Regions from separate parts of the Homo sapiens genome. Here region 2 is linked to region 1. The links are chromatin contacts, found by Hi-C or POLR2A ChIA-PET in ENCODE. All regions are on one chromosome and are shown on one strand. The core of a region is the stretch at or near the end of the contact, and the rest is flanking DNA. Distances in the headings are between cores, read along the strand shown.

The links. A loop is a pair of places that touch in the nucleus more often than their neighbours do. ChIA-PET counts read pairs that join two places held with the same protein, here RNA polymerase II (POLR2A). Pooled maps may share reads with other maps.
Region 2: a pooled map shows a loop between it and region 1 (3-fold over the local background). The contact joins the promoter of RNF185 here to the promoter of RNF215 in region 1. A Hi-C loop is called at or near these places in 1 of 50 pooled maps. POLR2A ChIA-PET finds 5 or more read pairs at or near these places in 5 of 52 experiments (A673, MCF 10A, Panc1 and 2 more).

What each region holds. Positions count from the first base shown.
Region 1 is chr22:30,385,491-30,389,395 of GRCh38, reverse strand. It overlaps RNF215 (ring finger protein 215), which reads left to right and starts at 1,985. Exons shown (of 9, transcript NM_001017981.2): 1 at 1,985-2,367; 2 at 2,637-2,780; 3 at 3,255-3,326; 4 at 3,407-3,492. The coding sequence starts at 2,083. RefSeq lists a silencer at 1,886-2,245.
Region 2 is chr22:31,158,853-31,162,781 of GRCh38, reverse strand. It overlaps RNF185 (ring finger protein 185), which reads right to left and starts at 2,600. Exons shown (of 7, transcript NM_152267.4): 1 at 2,479-2,600. It overlaps MIR3928 (microRNA 3928), which reads left to right and starts at 2,663; the gene lies at 2,663-2,720.

The DNA of each region.
Region 1 (3,905 bases), core at 736-3,235:
GAGGCTGAGGCAGGCAGTTCCCTTGAGCCCAGGAGTTCAAGACCAGCGTGGGCAACATGGTGAAACCCTGTCTCTACAAAAAAAAAAAAAAAAAAAAAAAAAATTAGCTGGGCATGGTGACACACCCCTGTGGTCTCAGCTACTTTGGAGGCTGAGGTGGGAGAATCAGTTGACCCTGGAGGTTGCAATGAGCTGAGAAGGCACCATTGCATTCCAGCCTGGGCAACAGAGAGAGACCCTGTCTCAAAAATAAATGCATAAATAATTTTTTAATGCTTAAACTTTTACTTTTCTTATTTAGGTCTTTAATCTATATGGAATTCATATTTTGTATATGATGTGTATGTAATAGGGGTCTAATTTCTTCTCCTAATGGTTAATTCAATTTCTTAGCACAATTTACCAAACAGTCCATGCTACTGCCTCCTTGTATCTCCACAAACACAATGTTTCCTCTGATGTACACCATCTTTAGATGTGTGGGTCAGTTTCTGGCCTATTTCATGTTCCATTTGTCTGTCTTTAGGCTGATATCGGGGGCTGTCTTATATACCCGTCTCACACTTCTTCAGGAGCAACTTGGTCATCCCATATCAGTGTTCCTACAGGTGTTCACTGTAAAATTCTTTCAATTTTTCTGGAGAAAAAAGAGTGTTGTGGCTCATCTGGCCCAGGTTGGAGTGCAGTGGCACCATCTCAGGTCACTGCAAGCTCCGCCTCCCGGGTTCACGCCATTCTGCTGCCTCAGCCTCCCGAGTAGCTGGGACTACAGGCGCCTCCCAACATGCCCGGCTATTTTTTTGCATTTTTAGTAGAGACGGGGTTTCACCTTGTTAGCCACGATGGTTTCGATCTGCTAACCTCATGATCCGCCTGCCTCAGCCTCCCAAAGTGCTGGGATTACAGGCGTGACCCACCGCGCCCTGCCCACCATACAATTTTTAAAGGCTCAGGTTTCAGACTGAGCCAGCTCCCAGCAGCCCCAACCCTTGGAGAAACGGACAAGTTTTAGAACAGTAGTGGAACTTCCACATTCCAGTAGACATTTGAGTTATTTGCTGGGGGTGAGGCAGTGTTGATTGTACATGGTGCTTATTTATTTATTTATTTATTTAGAGACGGAGTTTCACTCTTGTCGCCCAGGCTGGATTCCAATGGCGCGATCTCGGCTCGCCGCAACCTCCGCCTCCCGGGTTCAAGCGATTCTCCTGCCTCAGCCTCCTGAGTAGCTGGAATTACAGGCATGCGCCACCACGCCCGGCTAATTTTGTATTTTTAGTAGAGACGGGGTTTCTCCATGTTGGTCAGGCGGGTCTCGAACTCCCGACCTCAGGTGATCCGCCCGCCTCGGCCTCCCAAAGTGCTGGGATTACAGGCGTGAGCCACCGCGCCCGGCCTATGGTGCCCATTTCACAGATGAGGGAAGTGACCCAGCCTCTCGGTCCCACTGAGGCACTGAGTCCCTGCCTGCTTCGTTTTGCCTTGCCCCCCAGCCCCTTTCCCCTGCCCCTCTATCTCCCCTGTCGGCTTCCCACGCCAGTCTCTGGTTCTCTGCCTCCTGCTGTTTAGTGGGGTCGAGACAGGGAGGACCGGGGAAGAGAGGGATGTGACTTGGCCCTGGCCACCCCGTGGGTCCACGGGGCTGCCGCAGAACAAGGGCCTGCCACCAGGCCCCTTAGACATCCCTTGCTCCTGCCCTTCTCAGGCTCTGATCGTGTCTCTGCTCCCCCAGGTCGCCCTTTCCAACTATTTTCCTGTCTGCCCCGCTGACGCGTCCGCTGCCGAAGCACCTCCTCTCTCTGACTTTCCGCCTTCCCGCTGCGACCCCGGTTTTGCCCCTCTCCAGCTCCCTCAGCCGCGGGCACCTGAGCTCTCCGCGGCCACCAGGGGGCGCCCGCGGCCCAGTCTGGGCGCGAGAGCCGCCAAGCGCCCACTCCGTTCCTCCTGGTGCCCCGCCCCGTCCGGCCGCGGCCCCGCCCCTCCCGGCGCCCCGCCCCGTCCGGCAGCGGCCTCGCTCCCTCCGATCCCCCCCGCGCCCGGGACCCCTGGCCCCACTGTTGGGCCAGCTCGCCGGGTCCGGCCATGGGCCCCGCCGCTCGCCCCGCGCTGAGATCGCCGCCGCCGCCTCCGCCGCCGCCTCCGTCTCCGCTGCTGCTGCTGCTGCCCCTGCTGCCGCTGTGGCTGGGCCTGGCGGGGCCCGGGGCCGCGGCGGACGGCAGCGAGCCGGCGGCCGGGGCGGGGCGGGGCGGAGCCCGCGCCGTGCGGGTGGACGTGAGACTGCCGCGCCAGGACGCTCTGGTCCTGGAGGGCGTCAGGATCGGCTCCGAAGCCGACCCGGCGCCCCTGCTGGGCGGTCGTCTGCTGCTGGTGAGCGCTGCTGAGCCATCTGGCCGCATCACTAAACCCCTCTCTCAACCCTCCCTAGAGACCCCGCACCCTGAACCGACGTTCATCCTCCACCAAGCCTTGAGAGTCCAGCGCCCCTCCCCAGGCTCCCCAGGCCCCCAGCATTCCGGCTTCCCAAACCAGAGAGCCAGATGCTCTGGGAACTCTGGCCTTGGCATCCACTGTGATGACCCCGGCTCCCTCCCCCACCACACCCTACCTCCCTCTGCTCATGGCCCCTTGCCACACAGATGGACATCGTGGATGCCGAGCAGGAGGCACCAGTGGAAGGCTGGATTGCAGTGGCATACGTGGGCAAGGAGCAGGCGGCCCAGTTCCACCAGGAGAATAAGGGCAGTGGCCCGCAGGCCTATCCCAAGGCCCTGGTCCAGCAGGTGCAGGGGATGTCTATGGGGGAGGGGGCTGGAGGAAAGGATTCCAAGGCATCTGCTAGAGCCAGGCCCTCCTTAGATGGGCCCTTAAGAGCTTGCAGAGAAGCCCTAGGCCTGGTGGGTCAGGGCACCCCAGTTTGAAGAATGGAGTCAGTATGGCTTCGAAGCAGGGAGGTGAGAGGAGGCCAGAGAGAGGTTGAGAAGCTTGACCAGGCTCTGAGAGTATGGGATGGGGGAGCTGCTGCTGACGACCACTGCTGGGACTGCCCTGATAGGACCGGGGAAGGCACAGCGCATCTGGAAGGGAGGCAGGAGGAAGAAAGCAGTTTCCACCTTTGACCTCAAGGAGCTTATGGCAGTCTGTCCAGAGTTTTGCTCACTGCAGGGCCAGGAGCTAAGAGCAGCTAGGGCTGCAGGTGGTGAGACAGGTGTGCAGGCAGGGTATATGCTAGCCTCTCGCCTTCTATCCCTCTGCAGATGCGGCGGGCCCTCTTCCTGGGTGCCTCTGCCCTGCTTCTTCTCATCCTGAACCACAACGTGGTCCGAGAGGTAAATCGGACCAGGCCGTGAGGGTAAGCAAGCTGGGGAAAGGGGGACCCAGGCCTGCTGACCTCCTTGTCTCCCTGCAGCTGGACATATCCCAGCTTCTGCTCAGGCCAGTGATCGTCCTCCATTATTCCTCCAATGTCACCAAGCTGTTGGATGCATTGCTGCAGTGAGTTGGTATTTAGACTTCAAAGGACTGACCCTGGGTACAGAGAGCCCCTGGTTCTCCCATGGACTGAGGGGGCTTGGGACCAGGGCCTTACCTGTTAGCCTTTTTTTTTTTTTTTGAGATGGAGTATCACTCGTGTTGCCCAGGCTGGAGTGCAGTGGCGCAATCTCGGCTCACTGGAACCTCTGCCTTCCAGGTTCAAGTGATTCTCCTGCCTCAGTCTCCCAAGTAGCTAGGATCACAGTCATGTGCCACCACACCCAGCTAATTTTTTGTATTTTTAGTAGAGACAGGGTTTCACCATGTTGGCCAGGCTGGTCTTGAACACCTGACCTCAGTTCCACCTGCCTCGGCCTCCCAAAGTGCTGGGATTACAGGCAGGAGCCCCCGTTGCCACTGCTGCTGCTGCTGCC
Region 2 (3,929 bases), core at 1,351-3,850, 770 kb before region 1:
AAAAAAAAAAAAAAAGAAAGAAAAATGTAAAAAGCACCCTTAGCTCACAGACCATATAAACAAGCAGTAGGTCCAGGTTTGGTTCACAGCCTATATATAGTATGCAGATCCCCACTCTAGGTCAGAATTTGCTAACGTGTGCTTCAATTAAAAAAAAAAAAAAGATTTGACATCAAGTAGATTAAACAAATGGAACAAGTTATTATCTTGGCTTATAAGGCACATTTCCTTATTGCAGGACCTCTCAGTGGTTTTAATGTGGTATTACACATTGAGAAGCTCCAAGAAAGAATAATGGTATGTGGCTTTCTCAAACTTATTATTAGCATCAAATCCTTTTTTCAGAGCCACTTCTTCAGACCAGTGGCCTGAAGAACATACTTATGAGAATGTCAATTCAGACACTTCTTTAAAAGGAAACTTTTAGATCGAGAAGTTCTAAAAACTCCAACAAATTAAGATCATTTTACCCAGTACCTGGATAACATCTGAATAAGCATTTCACAACTTTTTTATTTTTTAATCTTGGGAAACACAAGTCGATAACTGGCAGGAAGTTTTGGCTCAACCCTAACTTTTGTGGCGGCGGGGGAGCAAGTCAGCAGAACTGGGTCATAATATGGAGCCTCTGCTCCCTAAGACAACATAAACATTCCTAAGCATTCTAGCAGGTGTTGAAAAAGTGATTTAGGCAGAGCTTTGTAATGCACAAAATAAGGACATAATAATGTTTGATTAGAAAACCAAAGGTATGCTAGAGGCCAGGCACAGTGGCTTACACCTGAAATCCCAGCACTTTGGGAGGCTGAGGCAGGCGGATCACTTGAGGTCAGGAGTTCGAGACCAGCCTGGCCAACATGGTGAAACCCCATCTCTACTAAATACTCAAAAAAAAAAAAAAAAAAGCTGGAACTTGTCATGTGTGTGAACTGGCAAGTCAAGTCTATAAGAGGACTGTTTTTATATGATGCATGGAAAGCTAGCCAACAGACTGCAAAAATTCTCTCACATCTATACACATATTGCTGAAGAGAGGATTCAAGCAGGGATTATGTTCCAGGGAAGAGAAGGCTGGTCTGAACAACCTCAAGGGGTGCTTTCAACTGAGAGTCCTCAATTTTGTGATTCAGAGTTCACTGGCTTCTCCTGGTCAAACATAAAATCTTCAGAGGCATTTCCAACTTGTTCTTAGAAAAAAGCTACTAACCCATGGGGTGGGACCCAGTTTACTTATTCATTCAATAAACATTTAAGGTGCCTCTATCAGATATTGGGTCATTCCAAAGTCCTTGAAAAGAAGGATGGTGCACAGGACAACCAGGAAGAGATTATGTAAGGTCAGATGCATTGGCCTTATTTACAGGAGATGTAGGCTAAAGTGATGGAAGTGTCAAAAGAGAAGAAAAAAGTCACATTTGCCTTGAGAGCAGAGTCAGCACCAGAAAGATGCAGAACAACTCCTTGGAATCACAGACTTTCAAGTTGGAAAGGACCTTCATCTAATACCTATATACCTCCCTCGAAAGGAGGCACGGAGGCAATCCATTCACTCCATCGGTGGTCACCTCTGACGATTCTTCCATTTAAGTTCTTCTATTAAGCAAAAATCTTGCCTTCCTGTAGAATTCACCTGTTAGTCCTAGTTCTGCCTCTTTTAGCCTAAAGATGAAGTGGAAGCCCTCTTTGCCGTAACAGTATTTTCAATTTTTAAAAAGTTAATTCCCTTCCAGTGCTCTCTTTACTGAGCTAACCATTCCAGTTCTTTCAAAGTTCCTGAACTGGCACCAGCTGCCTCAAAGCGAAGAATGGATATCTAGTGCTCACAGCAGGAAAGCACTTAAAATCAATGAGCTTCAAACATTAGTATATACAGGACCCCCCTACGCATAAGTTCAGATTCTAAACCAGAAGTCTGAATTGAGTCCCGCGCTGTAAAGCCGGCATCTCAGAGAATTACAAAGCAGATGGTGTAAGAACCATATTTTGAAAAACACTGCCCCGTTTTAGAGACGAGAAAACTGAGGCCCAGCACAGGGAAGAGATTTGGCCCAGAACGCACAATTGTCTGTCGGTGGCGAAGTCTCGAATCCAGGTCTCTTACTTTCAGCCCAACTCTGTTCACCGCGCTCCCCGGCCTCTGCTTCTCCACTCAGGGCAAACTCGTGAAATGCACTCCCAGATGATAGAGGCGGTCTCGCACGGGGGATAGAATGGGAATCAGTGCCCATGCCTCGAAAGGAGAGCTTGTGGGAGCCCTTCTCTTTCGCAAGGCCTCAGTTTCCCCAATCTGTATTCATGGGACGCAGAACCACAACGCCAGCTCGTCCTCTTTTCGGGGACAGACACGACCGGTCTTGCTGTCTCTGGGCCCCTGGGCTCAGATGTTCAAGCCCGTGTGTCCTGGGAAGGCGGACCCGGGTCTCCCGCCCCCGTCCCTAAACTTTGGCGCCCCCGCCCCAACCCCAGCCCCTCACATACCTGCCTCCGCACAGTTAACGCCAGCCCAGTCAATCAGTTTTTCGGGTACACGGCCAATACTAACGCCGCGTCAATCTGTTGGGTAAGACCTCCGACCCCTCCTACGCGGACTCCAGTCACATGACGCGGAGCCGCCCCTCTCGGAGGGACTTCCGGCCCCAACCGGAAGAGGTTAATTTCCATGGCTGAAGCTCTAAGGTTCCGCCTGCGGGCAGGAAGCGGAGGAACCTTGGAGCTTCGGCAGCTTTTCAAAGAGCTTTGGGTTCGGGGCTCCTAAAAGAAAAAAACTGATTCCGGCCGGGCGCGGTGGCTCCCACCTGTAATTCCAGCAGTTTGGGAGGCCGCGGCGGATGGATCACTTGAGGTCAGGAGTTCGAGACCAGCCTGGCCAAAATGGTGAAACCCCTCTGTACTCAAAATACAAAAAGTAGCCGGTCGTGGTGGCGCACACCTGTAATCCCAGCTACTCGGGAGGCTGAGGCAGGATAATCGCTTGAACCCGGGAGGCGGAGGTTGCAGTGAGCTGAGATCGCACCACTGCACTCTAGCCTGGGCGTCAGAGTGAGACTCCGTCAAAAAAAAAAAAAAAAAAGAGAGAGAGAAAGAACTAACTCATTCCGGAAAGTACCAGATAAACTTGGAACATCTTGTTACACCAGAATATAAGGATGATGGTAATAAGAATCATGGGAATGTGTCAAAGAACACAGGAGCTGTCTTTAAGGAGATCTTACTGGCCAAGTCAGGGCAATTTCAGAATCAAAATATGGAGTGATAGTAATAGAGTATAACTAATTGAATAAAATAGTAATCCATGAGTCTTTACAAACATAAAGAAGTGAGCATATTAATGGGTGAAGGGAAAGTCTTCCTTTTAGTAGAATGCTAGCTAATAAACATGGTGGAATTAGGAAATCAATAATGTGTGGTAAAACTAGAGAAACGGGATGTTTACAACAGCAAAAGTGTCTCCCATAAATTAGCTATTGATTACAAAGGGAAAATGGTGATGTTACAGAGGTTTAACCTAGCAGAACAAACAGATCAAAGTGATCAAAGTTAACACCACTAGTTAATGGGTCAGATCAAGGGCCTCCTAATAAAATGCACTGAGAACACATCTGTGGTATTTCTGTCAAAAGTGCACCGTACACATCTCATGAGGAAGTGCTAGAGAACCCCAAATGAAGGACACTGTCTACAAAATAACTCATTGTCATGAAAAACAGAGAAAAGCTGAGGAACTGTTCCAGTTTAAAGGAGACTAAAGAAGCATGACAACAAAATGTGGTGTGTGATTCTAAATAGGACCCTGGACTGGGGTAGTGGTGGTGGTGGAATAGTTGTAATGGACAATATTGGGACAAGTAATGAAATTTGAATATGGATTGTGGATTAGCTGTTAATACATATTGTATCAAATCACATACTGATAGGTGATGGAGCTTGTG